2 separate regions of the Homo sapiens genome follow, and region 1 is linked to region 2. Evidence: chromatin loops called from intact Hi-C (ENCODE). Cell type or tissue: PC-3. All regions are shown on one strand. Each heading gives the region's core, and the rest is flanking DNA. Links, peaks and the distances in the headings are about the cores only. Region 1 overlaps LRRIQ1 (leucine rich repeats and IQ motif containing 1). Region 2 holds the start of LOC107984537 (a long non-coding RNA gene).

What was found. Hi-C counts contacts between places; a loop is a spot of excess contacts. Peaks named below come from ENCODE experiments on the same cell type or tissue, not always from the same donor. Only the 100,000 strongest peaks of a DNase experiment are listed, where the experiment ranks them.
Region 1: a loop joins it to region 2, with 3 times the contacts of the local background. A loop is called at or near these places in 1 of 110 quality-filtered maps.

What each region holds. Positions count from the first base shown.
Region 1 is chr12:85,090,393-85,095,776 of GRCh38, forward strand. The region is part of intron 11 of LRRIQ1 (leucine rich repeats and IQ motif containing 1); the gene reads left to right. Among named protein-coding and RNA genes, the nearest start is that of LRRIQ1, 57 kb to the left of the region's middle. In PC-3, for the core only: no CTCF peak of the experiment used is centred there; DNase peaks (open chromatin) are centred at 2,129 and 2,699; H3K4me3 peaks cover 636 bases; H3K27ac peaks cover 2,833 bases.
Region 2 is chr12:85,465,751-85,471,134 of GRCh38, forward strand. The region is part of intron 4 of LINC02820 (long intergenic non-protein coding RNA 2820); the gene reads left to right. LOC107984537 (a long non-coding RNA gene) reads right to left here and starts at 3,885. Exons shown (of 3, transcript XR_001749238.2): 1 at 3,826-3,885; 2 at 2,788-2,879; 3 at 1-2,094. RefSeq lists an enhancer at 2,997-3,046. In PC-3, for the core only: a CTCF peak has its summit at 3,074 (motif pointing right); DNase peaks (open chromatin) are centred at 1,361, 3,131 and 3,891; H3K4me3 peaks cover 820 bases; H3K27ac peaks cover 3,584 bases.

The DNA of each region.
Region 1 (5,384 bases), core at 57-5,056, 380 kb before region 2:
GGCAGCTTGCACCTTGCATCCAAAAAAGCTACAGACACTCAACTCCAGCCCATGAGAGCAACCTCTGGGGATAAACCCGGTAAAGCTACAGCAGTGGAGTTTTCCCAGACCTTGGAAGTCCAACCCTTACAGCATTGTACCCTGGAGTCAAAGGAGATTATTTTGGAGCTTTAAGATTTAATGACTTCCTTGCTGGGTTTTGAATTTGCATGGGGATTGTAGCCCCTTTCATTTGGCTGATTTCTCCCTTTTGGAATTGTAGTGTTTACCCAGTTCTGATACTTTCATTGTATCTTAGAAGTAAATAACTTGTTTCTGATTTTACAGACACATAGGTGGAAGGGACTTGCCTTATCTCAGATGAGACTTTGGACTTTTGAGTTAATTCTGAAATGAGTTAAGACTTTAGGGGACTGTTGGGAAGGCATGATTATATTTTACAATGTGAGAAGGACATGATATTTGGGAGGGGGCAGGGGTGGATAAATATCTAAATACAACTTGGTTATTTGTTCCTGCCCGAGTCTCATGTTGAATTTTAATCCCCAATGCTGAAGGTGAGGTATGGTGGGAGGTGTTTGACTTATGGGGTGGATCCCTGATAGCTTGATGCTGTCTTTTCAATAGTGAGTTCTCATGAGATCTGGTGGTTTAAAAGTGTGTGGCATCTGCCCCCTCTCTCTCACTTGCTTCTTTTTTTTACCTTGTGACATGTCTGCTCCCTAATTGCCTTTTACGATGATTGTAAGCTTCCTAAGGTCTCTCTAGAAGCTGAGAAGATGCCAGCACCATACTTTCTGTAAAGCCTGTAGAACCAGGAGCCAGTTAAACCTCTTTTATTTATAAATTGTCCAGTCTCGGTTATTTATTTATAGCAATGCAAGAATGGCCTAATACAGTCTTCCTTTGAGAAGTGTCTGTTTATGTCCTTTGCGCGTGTTTTAATGTGGTTGTTTTTTGTTTGTTGAATTGTTTAAAAATTCCTTATAGATTCTGTATTTTAGACCTTTGTCAGATGTATAGTTTGGGAATATTTTCTCCTATTCTATAGGTTGTCTGTTTACTCTGTTGATAGTTTCTTTTGCTTTACAGAAGCTCTTTAGTTTAATTAGGTCCCACTTGTCAATTTTTGTTGTTGTTGTTGTTGCAATTGCTTTTGGGGACTTAGTCATAAATTTTTTGACAAGGCTGATATCCAGCATGGTGGTCCCTAGGTTTTCTCCTGGATTTTTATAGTTTTAGATGCTACATTTAGATCTAATCCATCTTGAGTTAGTTTTTGTATATGGTGAAAAGTAAAGGTCCGGTTTTATTCTGGATGTGGATAGCCAGTTATCCCAGCACCATTTATTGAATAGGGAGCCCTTTCCACATTGCTTGCTTCTTAAAAAATTTGTTAAATATTAGATAATTGTACGTGTATGGCTTTATTTCTGAGTTCTGTATCCCAGGGGTTCCCATCTTCCAGGTTATGGACCAGTAGCGGTCCATGGCCTGTTAGAATCCAGGCCTCACAGCAGAAGATGAGTGGTAGGCAAGTGAGTGAATCTTTGTCTGTATTTACAATGGCTCACTGCTGTTTGCATTACTGCCTGAGCTCCACCACCTGTCAGTTCATCAGCAGCATTAGATTCTCATAGGAGCGTGAATCCTATTGTGAACTGAGCATGCAAGGGATCTAGGTTGCACACTCCTTACGATAATCTGGGGAGTAGCTGCAAATACAGATTAACATTTGCAGAGAGTTTTGACTGCACAGAGATCATAACAAATCAGTTGCTTACAGAATCATATAAAAACCCCATCAGTGAGTGGCAAGTAACAATCAAACTGCATTTGGTGGCAGGCTTTATGGTGTCAAGAGAGTTGATGTACTTCAATTATACAGCTGCAACTTATGGCAGATTTTTAGTCAGAATCCAACACTTATTTTAGTCTGTGTGTGGCCCACTCATTATTTTATTTATCATTTCCATCCACACCTCTTTCCTGCACTGTGCACTTGCCTCAGTCACAGTTTTTGTAAGCCCACAAGATAACCTCAGCCAAAATGAGTAAAAGCCAAACATCACCGGAGAGTTTATTTGAAAACCGTGAAAGACTCTTCAAATGATGAGACATCAGAAGACTCTGTAAGACTGCCAACAAAAGGAAAGTTGCATCTAAAAGAAAATATCAAGATTTCCACTTAAATCACGAGTTCATTGCAACAAATGATTCACATTCTCCAAGTCCATTTTGTATAATATTTGGCATCTGGCTATACAATGAACCCATGAAACCTTCAAAACTTCTTTGTCACATGGAGACCAAGCACCCTGCACTAACCTTTGGTGTTTGTCAAAAGGAAAAACATGTAGAACAGAAGCAGTTATTGAAGGCCACCACTTTATCAAACGTGCCTGCGCCGACGGCATCATTCTTAGAGACTAACCACATCGCTAAAGCAAAGAAGTCCTTTGCTATTGATGAAGAGTTAATCCTGCCTGCTGCTAATGACATTTGTCATGAAGTTTTAAGAGAGGCTGCAGTTTAAAAGATGACACATGTTCCTCTTTTGGCTAGCACCATAACCAGACAATTAGATGAAATAGCAGAGGATACTGAGAAGTAATTGTTGGAGAGGATTAATGAGTCACCATGGTACACAATCCAGGTTGATGAGTCTACTAATGTTGACAACAAGGTAACAATACTTGTCTTTATGCGATATATTTTTCAGGAGGGTGTGCATGAGGATATGTTATGTACACTTTTGTTGTCAACCAACACAACAGCTGCAGAACTATTCAAGTATTTGAATAATTACATCTCAGGAGAATGGAATTGATCATTTTGTGTCAGTATATGCACAAATGGAGCAGCTACCATGACTGGACAGCTTTCTGGTTTCACTACTCAGGTCAAAGAGGTTGCTTCTGAATGGAAGTTATGCATGGTGGCATCCTTAAAGAAATGCTGGCTAGCTCAAAAATGTCACTTGAAATTAATGTTTTGCAGGATATGACTAAAATTGTCAACCACATTAAAGTGCATGCCCTTAACTCACATCTGTTTGCACACGTACGTGAGAAGATGGATGCAGAGCATGCATGTCTTCTCTTATACAGAGAAGTGAGATGGCTTTCTAAAGGTAGATCACTGGCCAGAGTTTTTGAGCTATAAGAGCCACTCCAAAGATTTATTTTAGAAAACACCCACCACTGGCAGCACATTTCAGTAACACAAAAAGTGTCCTCACATTTGCTTACTTCTATGACATATGACACCTCAACAAACTCAACCTGTCACTTCAGAAGAGAACAATAATTGTGTTCAAGTCGGCAGATAAAGTGACTGCATTCAAAGCCAAACTGGAATTTTGGATGCAACAAGTGAACACAGAGATTTTTTATATGATTCAGACAGTAGCAGAGATTTTTGAAAGAGACTGAGCCAAGGCCTCCTTTCTCCGAGCTGCTGCATCATTGCCTATCTCAGCTTTCAAAAGAGTTTGAGCATTATTTCCCAACCACAAAAGACCCCTGAACTGAGAAGGAATGGATCTGTGACCATTTGTGAATAAGCCAGGTGAATTGACTTTGGCCAGGCTAGAAGAGGATCAACTGCTTGAGACTGCAAATGATGGTGGCCTTAAAAGTACATTTGAGACAACTTCAAATCTCCATACATTCTGAATTAAAGTCAAAGCTAGATATCCTGAGTTTGCCAGAAAAGCGCTGGAAAGCCTGCTTCAATTTGCAGCATTTAATCTTTGTGAAACAGGGCTTTCTGGAGAGATAGCAACCAAAATGAGATTACTTTGTAGACTGGACATAAGCAACACACTTTGCATGTCACTGTCTTCCATCACCAACAAATGGGGCCATCTATTTGCAGGAAAGCAAGCTCAGGGCTCCCACTGATTCTACTTTGTGGTGAGTTGTATAATTATTTTATTATATACTAAAATGTAATAATAATAAAAATAAATTTCACAATAAAGGCAATTTGCTTGAATAATCCAGAAACCATCACCATGAAACCGGTCACTGGTGCCAGAGAGGTTGGAGACCACTGCTATATCCTGTCCCATTGGTCTATTTGTTTTTGTACCAATACCATGCTATTTTGGTTACTATAGTCTTATAGCATAGTTTGAAGTCTGGTAGTGTGATACCTCTGACTTTCTTCTTTTTGCTTAGGATTTTCTTGTCTATATGGTCTTTTTTATGTTCCATATTAATTTTAGAATAGTTTTTTTTCTAATTCTATAAAAAATGATGTTGGTAGTTTGGTAGAAATAGTGTTATATCTGTAAACTCCTTTGGGCAGTATGGCCATGTTAATGATGTTGCTTCCTTTAATCCATGAGCATGGAATGTTTTTCCATTGTATTATCTCTGATTTCTTTCAGTGGTGCTTTGTAGTTCTCTTTGTAGAGATCTTTCACATTCTGGTTAGATATATTGCTAGGTGTGTACGTGTGTGTTTGTGTGTGTATGTCTATTGTAAATGGATTTGTATTCTTGATAGGGCTCTCAGCTTCAATATTACTGGTGTATAGAAATGCTACTGATTTTTCTACATTGATTTTGTATCCTGAAACTTTACTGAAGTCATTTATCAAATCGAGGAGCCTCTGGGCAGAGTCTTTAGGATTTTCTAGATGTAGAATCACATCATCAGAAAGTGAGGTATTTTACTTCTTTTTGTGTGTGTGTGCCTTTTATTTCTTTCTCTTGCCTGATTGCTCTGACTAGAACTTCCAGTACTGTGTTGAATAGGAGTGGTGATAGTGGACATCCTTGTCTTGTTCCAGTTCTCAAGGAGAATGCTTCCAGCTTTTGCCCATTCATTATAATCTTGGTTGTGTCTTTGCCATATAGGGCTCTAATTATTTTGAGTTATGTTCTTTAAGTGCCTAGTTTGTTGAGAGTTTTTATCATTAACGGATGTTGGATTTTATCAAAAGCTTTTTCTGTGTCTATTGAGAGGATCATATGATTTTTGTTTTTAATTCTGCTTATGTGGTGAATTACATTTATTGATTTGCATGTATTAAAACAGTCTGGCATCCCAGTAATAAAGTGTACTTGATTGTGGTGAGTTACCTTTTTTTATGTGCTGCTAGATTTGGTTTGCTAGTATTTTGTTGAGGATTTTTGCATCTAGGTTCATCAGGGATATTGACTTGTAGTTTCCTTTTTCTGTTGTTGTTCTGTCACTGCCAGATTTTGGTATTAGAGTGATGCTGGCTTCATAAAGCTTTGCATCATGCATGAGGTATGGGGGAGTCCCTACTCCTCACATTTTTTTGTGGAATAGCTTAAGTAGATCTGGTGCCAGCTCTTCCTGGTACTGTATAATTCAGCTTTGAATCCATCTGGTCCAGGGCTCTTTTT
Region 2 (5,384 bases), core at 54-5,053:
CCTTGGAGAAATACATAGTTCTTCAAATATGGAGACAAATTTGGAGACAACATTCAGAAGCGTCTCAAATGACTTATAACTTAAAACTTAGGCTTAATCATAATTTCCATTTGGGGAAATCAAAGAAATGTTAAGTAGCAGCATGATGCATTCCTTTTCACCTATAATTCAATTTATTTATATTTTTTAAAATGAGACCTTAATGTTTATTACCTTTAGCAGAAATAAAAAGAAATCTTGCTTGTCTACTGCAATATCTTTTCACACTTAAGAAAACTCTCTGCTGGAAATAGACTGCCTTAGAGAAAGTATGTCTGTCTTGTGCATTGACATGGCACATAGCAAAAGGCATCACCTGCCCTCACGAATGCTCATTACCTGGATATCATCTTTTACAGCAAGCCCTAGAAACAGTGCCTTCATAATGCAGCCTATCTTCGGCTTTTGTTCAAATTGGTGAAAGTAGGCTAACTTCTCTAGCAATACTCCTGAAACCATATCAGCTCTTGCTGAATATATTTTTCCCCACATAAACCAGTCAAGTGATCAACTGGACAGGCGACCTTCTTAACAGTCATTCGGGCTCCCAGGTGAATGCAGGTTCTCTCATCTTCAGCAGATTTCGATACCCTGTAAGCCACCATCTTGGTAGACTTGAAGTGAAGCATACATTGAGGAGAATGTGTAGTAGGTTTTCATAGTCCAATCTTGGTAGTAGCACATATCATTTCTGCTTCCTTTCTTTTGGCTAGAATTTAGTACATGGCCACACATAAGTAAAAGGGAGGCAAGAAAACATGATTTGGCTTGACCTTGTATCCAGAAAGAAGAGAGGCTCATGCATTTGGGTGATCAAGTGGTCATTTATGCAACACCTGTTCAGGCTCATTCAGTCTTTACTGGTGCAAGAAAGGAATATCTTACTTTTGGATAGCTCATTTCAAGAAACCTTGTGTCTTCTAAAAGGAAATCCAGCTGGGCCATTTCCAGTTTTCAATTCCAGAAAGATGATCAGATTTCTCCTAATGAAATCGGGACCACTGATATCAAGCACAGTATCTCCAAGTAGATACAACTTAGAGATTTTATAACATTGGTAACCTTATTTTCTGTGTCTGGAAAAAGTCAACCATGTTTGTTTCTGTGTAAGCCTGTATTCTATCCAATCCATTACTGACAATTTTAGTGCTAGGTTGAAAAATTCAAGGTCTATAGAACTGGCTTGAGCTTTTGGGTTTCAAAATTTATCAGGTTTCCTAATAGAATATTTTTATTTACTTTTATTTTGGAAGAGTTAAAGTGAAAAACTACCAACTGTGTGACTCAGATGCAAAGGAATGACATTGGTGAAATTGGAGGCTTTGGATGATGTCACACAAATTCACACAAATTCAGTTTCCCATTATTCAAAATGAACATTGCTTTTCTAGTAATGAGTTATGCCAAATTCATTTTCTTCCTATTTCTTTTTTGTCCATTGATTTACTCATTTTGGAAATAAAAGACTGCTAAAGTTAAAAAAAATAAAAGTTGCTTCTAGCAGGAGAAACCATCTAATCTAATATAATAATGTAATATAATATAATCTTGTGATGACTCCAATCAGTAAGAATTCTGAATTCTGCCTCTTCGCTATTGTTAGCAAAGGTAGCTTCTCCTGTTGGATTTTTGATGCCTCCTCTTGATGTAATGCCTAATAATGATTCCCCAGCAGCTGGTATTCTCAATCTGGATCATTTTAGAAGGACTTTGAATCTTTGCTGAGCTTTCTTCTGGTAGCTACAACTGTGCAAACTCTTTTTTAAGGAAGTTTCTTCAGTAGGTGACCAACTGTCCTAGTTTGCTTGGGGCTCAAGGGTCTTCCAGGATACAGGAATTTCAGTGATAAACCAGGAAAATCCCAGGCAAACCAAGATGAGTTGGTTATAATCTTATGGTTCTTTGGAGCAGCCAGGTAACAACAGCAGCACAAGATCCCATACTTCCTTGCTTTCCTCTCAACATCATTTTTACTTTCTGTGAAGTAGCAATTGGCAGTGCCAATTTACCTTTGGCTTAGTAGAAAGCATTTCTCCAATTGTGGTTACATGCAACCTGAAGCAAAGAGTGCTTTTTTAAATTCAAATCCTTGAGTTCTACCTCAGATCAACCCTCAAATCTCACAGATGGAACCTGCAAAACCACATTTCTAATAAGTATTTTATAGGGATATCTGTATGCATTAAAGTTTGGGCTGTATTTCTTTATGAAGTCTATTTATAAAGTAGCAAGAGAGAACTTCTGTTTTTAGCTATCTGGATCAAGTTTAGGTAATGACAGAGTTGACAAAAGCCTCATACTTATTTTTTGATGTATTGAACTTATTTAAGTAATACAGGCACTTATGTAAATAAGGCCTCAAGTTGTGGTTACATGCATACTTTGGGGTATACATACCTGGGGTTTACCAAAATCCTGCCCCATGCAGGAGTGCTTGGTGTATAAATGGGATTCTAAACATTGTTTCAGAATCTTCCCTCCAACTCTTGCCCCAGGGCAATTATTAGATGTTTAATCTCCAATCAGGCCCTCCTTTCTCTTGTATATTCCATAGCTGCCATTTCAAAATTATCATTATTGCAGTCATATCTATATCACTATCAAATTCTTTAAGGGAAAGCTGCACTCCTCCCAACCCCCCTCAACTCCTACTTCTTTCTTTGTCCCATCTTCCCCTTCACAGGAGTCATCACCATGAGAGGACCCTCCTACCCTGGAATGTGAGCACAGTGGGAAGGTCCTTCTCACCCTGTGTCAGCACAGTATTTACAGCTCTTCTGAGACACACCGCTGGCCGCCTCCACTCCCTTCTCTGCCTGTGGGCTGGGTAGTGAGTTTTTCTGTGGGGGAGAAAGGAGACAATGATTAGCATTCCCTCCCATCTTTACTTCTAGGCTTAAACTTCTTTCTTTAATTGCCAAGTATTAGCTAGAGCATCCCATTTCTGCATGGCTGACTCCCTCCAATTTATTTTCATCATTTTAAGAAAAATCCAGGGAGAGCGAACAACCTGTTGTGGTCATGCTGGATCATTCCACTAGATGGCACGCTTAGGTTAGCTTTGCTTCCAGTTTCCATAAATGCAGGATTTTTACAGTGAAGCAAAAGCTGAGTCATAATTTATGTTTCATTATTTACTTGGCTGGTTAGTGAAGGGGTGGGTTGCCCCTCCACACCTGTGGGCGTTTCTCATCAGGTGGAACGAGAGACTTGGAAAAGAAAGAGACACAGAGACAAAGTATAGAGAAAGAAAAATGGGCCCAGGGGACCGGCGTTCGCATACGGAGGTCCCGCGCCGGCACTGGCCTCTGAGTTCCCTTAGTATTTATTGATCATTATCGGGTGTTTCTCGGAGAGGGGATGTGGCAGGACAATAGGGTAATAGTGGAGAGAAGGTCAGCAGGAAAACATGTGAACAAATGTCTCTGCATCATAAACAAGATAAAAAGTGCTGTGCTTTTGATGTGCATATACATAAACATCTCAATGCCTTAAACAGCAGTATTGCTGCCAGCATTTCCCACCTCCACCCCTAAGGCAGTTTTCCCCTATCTCAGTAGATGGAATATACAATCGGGCTTTACAGGGAGACATTCCATTGCCCAGGGAGGAGCAGGAGACAGATGCCTTCCTCTTATCTCAACTGCAAAGAGGCCTTCCTTCCTCTTTTACTAATCCTCCTCAGCAGGGACCCTTTATGGGGGTCGGGCTGGAGGATGGTCAGGTCTTTCCCTTCCCACGAGGCCATATTTCAGACTATCACATGGGAGAAACCTTGGACAGTACCTGGCTTTCCTAGGCAGAGGTCCCTGCGGCCTTCTCCAGTGTATTGTGCTCTGGGTACTTGAGATTAGGGAGTGGTGATACTCTTAACAAGTATGCTGCCTTCAAGCATTTGTTTAACAAACCACATCCTGCACAGCCCTTAATCCATTTAACCCTGAGTTGACACAGCACATGTTTCAGGGAGCACAGGGTTGGGGGTAGGGTTACAGATTAACAGCATCTCAAGGCAGAAGAATTTTTCTTAGTACAGAACAAAATGGAGTCTCTTACGTCTACTTCTTTCTACACAGACACAGTAACAGTCTGATCTCTCTTTCTTTCCCACACAGTTAGAAGTACTACAGAGTTTTACACTGTTTCAGAAATTAAGATATGTACTTTACTGTTGAATCTGACTTAATTATATTGTAATACATTGGGGGTTACCTTATAATGTAGGCAAACAGTAGTAAGCAGGTGAATGCCTTTATTGGGTCCTCCTACTATTTGTTGTGGTAAATTAAACAGCCCAGAAGGAGCAAAGTACCTCTTTCCCAGAGACAGAGCTTGGGTCTTACTATAGCTCTCACTGAGACAACTCTATTTTCACCAGTAGCCTCTCTTCTCTTCCAACTCTTAAACAGCACAGCCCGCTGTGCTACCCATTTTCATTGGTCATCTTCCTTGACTCTCTCTACTATACAAACTAAGTTTTAATAATAATTTTGGTTATGTTTCATATTCGCTATTACATCTTATGACTTTAATTAAAAGACATATTTTCAGAAGAAGTGATTAGGGGTTTGGAATAAGATAGTTTTATATTTTTAAAAAATATTGTATTTTATTTTTGTATTACGTCAGATTCAGGGATGCATGTTCAGATTTGTTAAACGGATATATTACATAATGCTGGGGTCTGGTCTTCTATTGACCTCACCACACAAATACGAAACATCATACCCAACTGGTAGTTTTTTCAAACCTTGCCCTCCTGTCTTCCTCCCCGCTTTTGGAGTCCCCAGTGCTGATGTTTCCGTCTTTATATCCACGTGTACCCGTTGTTTAGTTCCCACTTACAAGTGAGGACACGCGGTATTTGATATTCTGTTTCTGCAAAAATTAACTTAGGATAATGGCCTCCCCTGCATCCATGTTGCTGCAAGTAACATGATTTTGTTCTTTTTTATAGTTATGCTGTATTCCAGAGTGTGTATGTACCACATTTTCTTTATTCAGTCCACTTTTGATGGACACTTATGTTGATTCCATGACTTTGCTATTGCAAAGAGTGCTGCAATATCATGAGAGTGCAAGTGTCTTTTTGGTGAAATGATTCATTTTTCCTCCAGGTAGATACCTAGTAGTAGAATTGCTGGGTCAAATAGTAGCTTTTTTGTTTGTTTGTTTGTTTGTTTTAGTTATTTGAGAAATACTATACTACTTGCTGTAAACGCTGAACTAGTTTACATTTCTACCAAATGTTCTTTTTTGCTCCATCCTCAGCAACATCTGTTTTTTTTTTTTTTTGACTTTTTAATAGTAGCCATTGTGAATGGTGTGAGATGGTATCGCTTTGT